Regions from separate parts of the Homo sapiens genome. Here region 2 is linked to region 1. The links are chromatin contacts, found by Hi-C or POLR2A ChIA-PET in ENCODE. All regions are on one chromosome and are shown on one strand. Each heading gives the region's core, a stretch centred on a gene start or an enhancer-like site at or near the end of the contact. The rest is flanking DNA. Distances are from core to core; before and after follow the strand shown. Region 1 overlaps SPATS2 (spermatogenesis associated serine rich 2). Region 2 holds the start of PRPF40B (pre-mRNA processing factor 40B).

Region 1 (5,467 bases), core at 119-2,618:
CACAAATTGATAATTGGTTGAAGCTGAGTGATGGGAATTTGTTACATTAGCCTCGCTATCTGAAATTTTCTTTTCTTTTCTTTTTTTTTTTTTAGTTTTGAGATGGAGTCTTGCTCTGTCGCTAGGCTGGAGTGCAGTGGCGCAATCTCGGCTCACTGCAACCTCTGCCCCCTGGGTTCAAGTGATTCTCCTGCCTCAGCCTCCCGAGTAGCTGGGACTACAGGCGCATGCCACCATGCCCAGCTAATTTTTGTATTTTTAGTAGAGACAGGGTTTCACCATGTTGGCCAGGATGGTCTTGATCTCTTGACCTCGTGATCAGCCCGCCTCGGCCTCCCAGAGTGCTGGGATTACAGGCGTGACCCACTGCACCCGGCCAAAATTTTCTATTAATATAAAAGATGTATTAATATTCTTAAAAGCACCTTCTTTTTTTTTAATTTCAAGACAGGGTCTTGCTCTATCGCCCAGGCTGGAGTACAGTGGTGCAATCACAGCTCACTGCAGCCTCGACCTCCTGGGCTCAAGTGATCCTTCCACCTCAGCCTCTCAACTAACTAGGACTACATGTAGCACATGACCCCATGCCTGATTTATATATATATATATATATATATATATATATATATATATATATTTTTTTTTTTTTTTTTTTTTTTTTTTTTGAGATGGAGTCTTGCTCTGTTGCCAGGCTGGAGTGCAGTGGCGCAATCTCGGCTCACTGCAACCTCTGCCCCCTGGGTTCAAGTGATTCTCCTGCCTCAGCCTCCCGAGTAGCTGGGACTACAGGCGTGTGCCACCATGCCCAGCTAATTTTTGTATTTTTAGTAGAGACGGGGTTTTATCATGTTGGCCAGGATGGCCTCGATCTCCTGACCTCGTGATCTGCCCGCCTCAGCCTCCCAAAGTGCTGGAATTACAGGCATGAGCCACTGCGCCCAGCCTTATTTCTTATTTTTTGTAGAGACGAGGTTTCACTATGTTGCCTAGGCTGGTCTCAAACTCCTGGGCTCAGGTGATCCGCCCAAAGTGCTGGGATTATATGCGTGAGCCACCACGCCTGGCCTAAAAGGACCTTCTTCTCAAAACTAAGAAATATGTCTTCTTAGTGGTTTTAGTTTATCTGCATTTCCATTTTCAAAAAGAGAATATACAGATAAAATAATGGACTGAAATGTCAAATTTAGAAACTCAAAATATATTGCTCAATGTAATGAAATCTCACCTCTGAAAAACAGTGGAAGGCATCTCTGCTACATTCTCAAATTTTCAAGTTAAAATGGACCAAAGCTGAAGTCATTTCAGTGCTTCAAAGCTGCATCCTCTGGCCCGTGACCACACACACAAGTGATTTAACTGTGAGTCATGATCTCGACCTAGCCCAGCATTTCTATTCTTACCAGTTTGGGGGTGGGTTAAAATAAACAACTTTCCTAATAATTAATCTGGCGTTCAATGCAGGAAGATAAAACCTGCCACCGAAATGCCTCAAATCAATGCCATTGTACAAGTTGCAGTTGGTATTCCCTTGTCTTCGTGTAGCTGTGTATGTTTAACCTAACACTTAACAGAAATGATCAAAAAATAGGTATCTGTTTTTTCTGTACAAAACCCCACAAATCACCAAAGTTAGACTTCATTCCTCCAGAATCTATTTTAGTAAGCTTTCAAGAAACCTGGTATCTTGAACCCTCAATTCTCTAACTTTTCCCCTACCCATTGATAACAGACACTGAGTGAAGACTGTTCTATAAACTGAGAAAACAAAGAAAGTTCTGAGATAGGTAATGATAGGAGTATACACATACAATCGTAGGCAACCTAATGAAGTCTTCTCTGATTATGCTAAAGGTTTTTTTCCAAGTAGAAAAAATCCCAGTGGAATTGCTTAAACACTAGAGGAAGAAACAAAATAAAATAAAAACCTGGTGGCAGATACCGTGATGCAGTCTCTTATACACTGAACTCTGCATTCAAAATATTAAGATTTGGAAATATTTTTAAAACAGGCTCTTTAAAGTTATTTCACCTGAAAGGATTCATATGCCAGTACAGTGCAACTGCTTAAGATTATTTAAATATATAAACTCTTATTATGGTATTTATATGGAACTTTTGTTATAAGGGTTGGGAAGTAGGTACCTACTATTTATGAAGGTAATAGCTTTAATTAAAGATCAATCATCTTACTTGCTTCAGCTTTCACTTTGTCCATTTCAGCAAGCAACGCCACTTCTCGATCCATTAAACTAGGAAAAGATGACAAAGGAATAAAAAGTTTGATCAGAAACTCAAATACAAAATTAGCACATTATTAATAGTAAAGAAAGACCAGTGAGTTTGTTTGCTAAAAGCATACTAAAAAATAATATTGTATGGATCACATACAAATTCTGATGTCTTACTCTCAACAAAGAATATTTTAAGATTTTCCCATAAATAAAATAAATAGACCCAATTCCCTTTTATATTGCAATATTGGTACATTGCAGCAGTACACCAATTGTAGACGTCTAAGAGTTGAGAACCAGCAGATGGCAGTAGCAAGCTACAAAACACATTTTTTAGTAAGCTGTGCTAAAGCAAAAGTCCGTGTGGAAATTACTTACTTAACCATGTATGTACTCACATACTTTTTTTTTTTTTTTTGAGACGGAGTCTCGCTGTCTCCTAGGCTGGAGTGCAGTGGCGCGATCTTGGCTCACTGCAAGCTCCGCCTTCCGGGTTCACGCCATTCTCCTGCCTCAGCCTCCCGAGTAGCTTGGACTACAGGCGCCCGCCACCACGCTCGTCTATTTTTTTTGTATTTTTAGTAGAGATGGGGTTTCACCGTGTCAGCCAGAATGGTCTCGATCTCCTGACCTCGTGATCCGCCCGCCTCGGCCTCCCAAAGTGCTGGGATTACAGGTGTGAGCCACCGCGCCCGGCCTGTACTCATACTTTTTATATTTATATTTTGGTCTATAAAATTTGATGGCCTTGCATCTAATTAATTTTTACCAAGCAATATCCCCACTAGGGCATAGTAAATTTATCCATGATTAGGACTTGTATGTCTTCAACAGCTGACCATGGTTGCACCAAGTCCACTTACATTTTAGTACTTAGAATGCAAAGTAGTCAAAAGATAGACATATAGTGTGCTAGTTTCTGAGAAACACATAATAGTAACTAGGAAGGATGGAATTACAGATTTCTGGTAGGCTTTTTACAGAAAAAGAACATTAAATAGGCAATTAGAATTTTTTCCACTGCAAATATAAATGGTTTATAGGCACATAAAGCTTTTCCATGTTGTTATAAAAGAGCCCACAGCCTTCAATGTATAAGGAGACAGTAGTACCCTAGTATTCAACCTCTGGATGAAAATAATTTTCCTTACCATATCGGTTTTGCTTTGTGGTGGCAAAAAGAAAAAAAAATCTAGAATGTTAATACTTGCACAAACATGCAATGTTCCAACTTTCTTCAAATTTGGAGTTCATTCTGATTTCTCCTTTTGAAGGGGAATATAACTACAGGGTAAATAAAAGTTCCACTCTTGTTTCTGGTTGTAATCACACTCAAACACACACACACACACACACACACACTCTTTCTCTCTCGCTCTAATTCAATTTAGCTCAATACATAGTTATGTTAGCACAAAGTAGTTAATGTGGAGACTATAGTGTGAGACATACAAAAATGTCTAAGGCAGGGTCATTTCCTCAAGGAGCAAATCTTTTATAGGGAAGTGCCAGAGAACATAGGTTTGATAATCGTTACGCATGATGTTAATAAACAGACTTGTAACTAAACAAATTTGGTTGACATATTAATCCAAAAGCATCAAACTGGAGAGAAGATACAATTATTGTGGGGTAGCAATACTTTGCTAAGAAAGCATTTCCCAAACCTTGGCAATATTTTGCTCCAAGAACTCTAGCAGCATTGGAATACCTAAAAGACAAAACAAAAGCACAACTGAGACAGGAGCTGCCAGGCCTACAGTTTGACATTACCTCTCTTATGTTGCCAAATCACCTTAAGATGCAGACGCTGTGTCCATCAGATGACAAATCCTTTTTCTCTGACAAAGCTTGTAAAATATTTATTAAAAGACTACAGCAAACAAGTAAGCCTTTTGCAGCTTACAATCTATTATGAGAAGTAGAATGTCAGATGACACTTTTAGCAAGGTCTGCATCAACACAATCAGGCTTTTTTGTGGAAATTTGTGCTAGTACATTCTGATAGCATTTTTTTTTCCCTGTGAGAATCACTAGTGTTCATTTAAATAAACTTTGTTTTTGATTAACTCGGTGATCACAAGAAATTCATAGGACTGTGCATGGACAACCATATAACCCCTCCATTAAAAAAAAACTAGCTTATAATATATCCAGCTACCATGTACCCACAAAAATTAAAATTAAAATACATATATTAGCTTATGTTTTCATGCCAAAAAACAATGAAAAGCAGTAAGAACTTCTGTTTCTTTTTGTTTGTTGTTTGTCATGTTGCCATCTATTGATAACATCTAGTGAAAAGTCCTATGATGTCAGCCCAGGGTTAAACAAGAGAATCTACTAGTTAACTGATGCTGATATATTTCTCAGAGAAAAGGTTGATCAGCACTTATAATTCTCCATTAAAATTTTTACATCTTTAAAATACAAAAATGAATGTCAAAATTTAATAGTAAATTTCTTATTAAAAGCACATCAAAAAAGTAAATTATATAATGGCATTATAGTTGTATAGAAGAATGACCTATTTTTAGGTTATTTATGCTAAAGCATTTAGGGGTGACATGTCATCTACATCTGCAAATTCCAAATGGTTCCACCAAAATATTATACACACACACAGCAAATACACTGTCATTATACCATCCTTTCAACTTTTCTATATATCTGAAAGTTTTAATAATAAAAAGTTAGTGAAATGTTGGCATCACAAAATAAATGGAGAAGGTGGGACAAGTTCAAAGTGGAAAGTAGGTTAGGTGTAAGGATAACAACATAGGCATTTTTTACAATTAAAAACAATAATCTATTGTAACACAACTTTTAACACAGAAACTTAAGCTAAAGTTTTCCATCTGTTTCTGAGCTAAACAATGGTTCCAGTATGTATGTGTGGCCAAGAGGTTCAAAAGTACCTGTGGTGTGAGGTAATGGTTTTTAGATGCCAGAAAGGCAAGCAATGAGTCCTCCCAGAGAGTGATGAAAGGCTCATTCAGACTCTCTATTACCTTGCTCACTCCAATACCTCAGGGTACTAAGCTTCTCTCAAGGCTTTCTTGAATGGAAATATGCCATAATAAGCACCAAGCATCTGGCAGACTAGATTCTAAAACTGCTAATGAAATTCAGCTAAATATTGCTGGGAACCTGTTTGGAACAACACTAGTTCTTATTAAGCCTGGGCCTTATTCAGTGTTGAGAATTTCCATATCCTTTCTTCAATCATGAAAGAT
Region 2 (5,504 bases), core at 2,441-4,940, 110 kb before region 1:
AATTTGAAGATGCATCCTGACTTGACAAATGTTCAAATATGAGTCTCAGAATTAATGAAATATAATATCCGTGGCCCCTACTAGACTGAAAACACTGAAGGGCAGGGACTTCATCTGTTTTTGCTCACCTCATATCCAGTTCCCATTGTGTTTTCCTTACCACCATCTATGGGTACAAACTAGGTGCTAATAAGTATGTGTTAACTGAATGACTAAATGGTCTTGGCAAGTCCTACAAAACAGTAGGGGGCCACTGGTAAGTTAGGTCTAGTAGTTATTCAGGGAACATAGAATGTCAGAACTGGAGGAGACTCTGGCAGTCACCCAAGGTATCCCCCTTTTTCAGGGAATAATCTGTCCAAGGAGCCACCACTGGTTAGGGACAGAACTGGGACTGGATCCAATCTGCCCTCTAGCCCTCCTCCCTTAAAAGCAAAGCTCCTACCACATGAAACAGGTCTGTTTGCAATCTAGTATATCCCCTGCAACCTAAGTGGTTAAATCACCAATGATTCAACGTTTTATTGAGAACTTACCGGTTCCCGATTGCCTACCCTACAAAATCTTTCATCTAACAGTCAAAGCCTTGCAACGAAGGCCGCCCCACACTCTTCTTTGCTCATCCTGACTCAATGGCTTCCCTCCTCCTCTCTTTGCACAGAATTGTTAGATTACCCTCAAGTGAAACACATTTCTTTTATTCTACAGTCTCATGCTTTGTTCAAGATGATCCAATATTCACCTCCTTCAGGTTACCCTTATGACTATCCCACACACATACACACACTCCTACCTGTGTCCCTTCAGGATAAATGATGCACTACTTTGCAGAGTGACATGCTACTCTGTGAATGTTTGCTGGGTGTTTCATGTGGGACTGCTTGTCTCCCACTCATGTGGGGATTTCCCTACATTCAGGGATTGAGTTTTCTCCTTTTATACCTCCCCCAAGTGTTTAGTCAGGGCCCTGCACACAAAGTGCTGTGATAAAATGCAGTCTCATCTCTAACCTTATTAGATTTTTGCATACTGGAATATCCTAAAATGCACTTTGAAAACAGTGTATACACGTGTGCATATGTACATCTGTATAAATTCTCTGACATACAGGCTGTGACAGAGAGAGGTAGCTTGGCAGAAGTCTTTGTGGCTTGGAAAAAGGAAATTGGATTGAAATGTTGGCATGAGAAAACCTAATAAAGCTAACTGTATACAGTCATCTTCAACTTGGGATGAAGACCTCTGGCCAGGATTCAGACACTGGCCTATTCTGGACAGTTCCCCACAGAGGACAGAACAATGGAATAAACATAAACTACTACAGAACTTCCAAAGCCCTTCCTTCGCTGAGCTTCCCGTGTTGTGTCCCTGCTTTCCTGAAACACCCCGTCCCTCTCCTACCTGCTGCAGTGCCATAAAACTTTGGGTCTTATTTTATTTCTGGGTGAGAATATGAAGACATTAACTAGTGACAGGGAAGGATATAGAAATGGTTGCTGAAAGAGAAGCAGATCCTGTGTCTTCCCTGGAACAAAAACACATTTGTGGGCTGAGAGATGATGAAGAGACACTTGATCATCTGATCATCATATGTTCACCTGGGCCAGTGAGGGGCCACCCCTTTCCCACCACCAAAGATGCAATCAATACTTCTGGGACTTCACATCTAAGGGGCATCTCAGAACTTAGCACTCAGAAGAATAAAAGGAGAAAAGGACAAGAATGGAGAGGCAGTAGGAAAAAAAACAGAAAGAGGGAATGATAACAGCTAATAGCTAATATTTACTGAGCACTTATTATGAGCCAGATACTGTGTCAAACACTCATTTAATCCTGGCAACCATCTCAGAGGTTATTATTCCCATTTTACAGATAAAGAAACTGAGGTTCAGAGATTAAGTAACCTGACCAAGGTTCCAAGACATTAAATGGGAGAGGCAGGTTTGGAATCCAAGCAGTCTGACTCCAAAGCCTGTGCTTTCAACCAGTTCACAAAGCTGCCTCCCAGCAAGGATGATGGCGCCACAGATGATACTGCTTACATTCAGATACATTTCCTTTTTTCTTTTTTAACCCCAATCCTTACACAATCCAGAAATCCTCAGCGAGCCAGGTGTTCCCAAGGTCTGCTTGGTCTGACTCATTCCCACTTCCTGAAGATGAAGGCTGGGAGGCACATCTCTCAGAAAGTGGTAGCCATCATCAAAAAAAAGGCTGAGAGACCAGCTGGTTACCCTGTGATCTACCTGCGGCCCTTCTTCAGCTGCCCCAAACAGCACCTGCCCTTCCGTTTCAAAGACCATCCTAGTTTCCAACTTTCCTGGACCAGCCCTACTCTTCCTCTTGCTCCCCAAAGATCTGCCTTACTAGAAAGTATCTTCCTGTTGCTTTTTTTTTTTTTTTTTGAGACAGAGCTTCGCTCTTGTTGCCCAGACTGGAGTGCAATGGCGCGATCTCAGCTCACCACAACCTCTGCCTCCCGGGTTCAAGTGATTCTTCTGCCTCAGCCTCCAGAGTAGCTGGGATTACAGGCATGGGCCACCACGCCTAATTTTGTATTTTTAGTAAAGACAGGGTTTCTCCATGTTGGTCAGGCTGGTCTCCAACTCCTGACCTCAGGTGATTCGCCCGCCTCGGCCTCCCAAAGTGCTGGGATTACAGGCATGAGCCACCGCGCCCGGCCCCTGTTGCTTCTTTCTGATCCTGCCATCTCATCACTCTCCCTCTGAAGAAGCGAATGTTACTTTTGGTCTCCATCATTGTGGAGTTAGGTTTCAACCTCCTCCTCTCCTTAGAGTTCTTCCATCCCTCCAACAGGATAAGGCTAGCCAGCCCCAGCCCGGCAGGCTTTCTGTCTACCATCCCCCCGCACCCGTGGGGATTTCTCCAGCCCCAGCCCAAGGCCTCGCCTCCATCTTCATCCTTTCCTTTGCTTCCCTACCAAACCCATTCTCCTAAACTTCCTCCTCAAAAACCTATTCATTTAGACCCTGGAAGAGATCTGGGATTTAATTTTCATGCATTTCCTTTTTAAAAAAATTGATGGGAAATCTGAGGCCCAAAGAAAGGTAGTGACTTGCCCAAGGTCACACAGAGTCGTTAGTTTGTTGATGGCCTGGGCTGGGAGCCCCTTTCTTCAGAGGCCCCCTCTCCACCTCAGGAGACAAGCTCTTGCAAATGCAGGAAGGTGAAGCAGGGAGTCCCCAAGTGGTCTGAGGAGCACCCAGGCTTCCAAAGGGAACGGGCGCTGGGGCTGGGGGAAGGGCATGTCGCACACCAAATATCCCAGGAGGGGAAACTGGTCCCCACCTGTCCCCTGGTCCCCTCAGTCCCCTCATCTCCGCCCTCTCTCTTCTTTCCCGATCTTTCTCCGCGAACCCACCCCCACCTCTCCCAATCCCACTCTTCACCCAGTCCCGCCACTCTCGCACCTTTCGCCCCCGGCCAGGCTCCATCATGGCCTCCCCCGCCCCTTCGCCCCCAGTCCCCGCCCCCATCCCCCCTCCCGGGCTCTCTTCCCTCACCCTTGGCCTCCCTCGCCCTCCCCGGGGTCCCAGCTATCCCCAGCGGCCTCCCCGCCCCATCGGCCACGGCCCGGGCCGCAGGGGGCGCTGTGGGACCGCCCCGAGCCCCTCCACCCCCGCGCGGGGATGTTACCATGCCAGAGCCTCCGAGCAGCTGGGCCGGCTCAGCCCACCCGCCAGTAAGAGCCGCTCTGATTGGCCAGGCCGCAGCCGGGAGGGCGGGGCCGGCGGGGGGTCGCACCCCTTCGTGGCCGGGGCTCCGGTGGCTCCCGCCGGCGAGCGGGGCCCCAACCGGCCCGGTGTGTTCGGTCCCGGCCCCGCCCCCCCGGCACGGAGAACCAGGCCCCGCCCCCGCGCCGCCGCGTCCCGGGTCCGCCCCCCGGGGGGCGGGGCACGCCTGCTCCCGCCTCTGACTGACGGTCGGGGGCCGGCGCCTCTGCCTCTCCCCGCTGCCTGCGTCCTGGCTTCGCAGTCGCCGGCGCTCCAGGAGCCGAAGCGTTCACGCAGTGTGTAGGGTGCCTTTGCGCTGCACAGCGAATTTAATTTGCTGTGTAGCTCTTTTACAGTACTTTTAAGTTAGTTAACTCCAGAACTATTTGTTGAGCACCTGTGAGGTGGCAGGGTCTGTCTCAGGGACTGAGCACACAGCAGCTTGGAAAAAAAAAAAAAAAAAGACAAATCCCCGAAATCACGCCCTTGTGGGGCGTACACGTGCTTCTCGCGTGACCCTGAAGTTCACTTTTGGGACCTGGCTCCCACTGAGCGCTGAACTCATGAGAGCAGGGCCCACTCTTTGACAGAAGTTAAAAATGTGAGGTACATGCTTGCTGTGCGGCTGAGGAAACTGTAACCTGGAGCTCTGCGGGGAATGCGCTGAAGGCCTTGGGGCTGGAGAGTGACAGGCCCCAGGCACACGGGTGCAGAAAGGCGCTGACCGCCAGCCTGCAAAGCCCCGCAAAAGGCGCTTCCTGTTCCCTTTATTCCCCCCTCACCTGAGCCGGGACTCGCGTGATGCCGTGCTAGGTTCCTGAGAGCCAAAGAACTCCGGAGAGGTAGAAAAACTCCTGACACGAAGAGTTAGAGGTGACACCTGGGAGGAAAAGGAAGTGGGATTCACCCTTGTGGGCTGCTGTAGAGAGAAAATGCTTTGTGGTTTAATCAAAATGATACCCACATGGTCTCAAATGAAGGCCCAGCTCTGCGGTTTTCTTTTCTTATTTGAGGCAGCGTATTGATCTGTCACCCAGGCTGGAGTGCAGTGGCACAATCAGGGTTCACTGCAGCCTCAGCCTCCTGGTCTCAACCGGTCCTTCTCCCTCAGCCTCCGAGTAGCTGGGACTACAGGCGTGTGCCACAACGCCCGGCTAATTTTGTAACTTTTTGGAGACGACGTCTCCCTGTACTGCCCACGCTGGGTCCTGTGGTTTTCAAACTTTTGGGGGAGGTGGGGTGAGGAGACTGGCGCGCGGCCCGCAGCCGCCGCCGCGGCAGGAGAGGGGAATGGAGGGGGCGGGCGGGGGGAGGAGGACGGACCACCGGCGGCCTCTCCACCGCTCCCACCTTCCCCCGGGGGCTGCCGCGATGCCAGCGCAGCTGGGGCGATTTTCAAACTATTATTGAGATCTCTAAGTATAGCAGAAGTGGTCCAGAGGTTCCGTGAACTTTCATGAATTGCATTTTTATTTTTTAAATGCTTTTCTTTTCTTTAATGAAATATTTCTTAGAACATGTACACACATATAGAATCGAATAATTGTACCAGATTTGTTAAGACAAACAGCAGAGCCCTGCCCCCATCGTCTTCCCCTCTCTGGAGGCAACGTTTTCACCTCTTTTAGCTGTTTCTTCTGGCATTTACCTTCACATCTCCGGCCTTCCCCCAGCTGCAGCCCTCCCCACAGGGCAAGGGGTCCAAGGGGATTTGCCCATGCAAAGCACACTTGCCCAGGATTAGACCATATTCTGAATACCTAGGACCCT

The links. A loop is a pair of places that touch in the nucleus more often than their neighbours do. ChIA-PET counts read pairs that join two places held with the same protein, here RNA polymerase II (POLR2A). Pooled maps may share reads with other maps.
Region 2: a loop to region 1 is called in a pooled map, with 5 times the contacts of the local background. The contact joins the promoter of PRPF40B here to the enhancer-like site in region 1. A Hi-C loop is called at or near these places in 6 of 50 pooled maps. POLR2A ChIA-PET finds 5 or more read pairs at or near these places in 4 of 52 experiments (Caco-2, H1, HEK293T and 1 more).

What each region holds. Positions count from the first base shown.
Region 1 is chr12:49,511,337-49,516,803 of GRCh38, reverse strand. SPATS2 (spermatogenesis associated serine rich 2) reads right to left here. Exons shown (of 14, transcript NM_023071.4): 10 at 2,191-2,249. Among named protein-coding and RNA genes, the nearest start is that of KCNH3, 25 kb to the left of the region's middle. RefSeq lists a silencer at 2,799-2,977. Within about 2 kb of position 1,368, at least 3 of the 41 ENCODE cell types and tissues checked have a DNase peak (open chromatin) inside an H3K27ac peak, as active enhancers do.
Region 2 is chr12:49,621,747-49,627,250 of GRCh38, reverse strand. PRPF40B (pre-mRNA processing factor 40B) reads right to left here and starts at 3,690. Exons shown (of 26, transcript NM_001031698.3): 1 at 3,658-3,690. The coding sequence starts at 3,660. It also overlaps a transcript of FAM186B not described here. RefSeq lists silencers at 3,475-3,974, 4,835-4,884 and an enhancer at 4,555-4,644.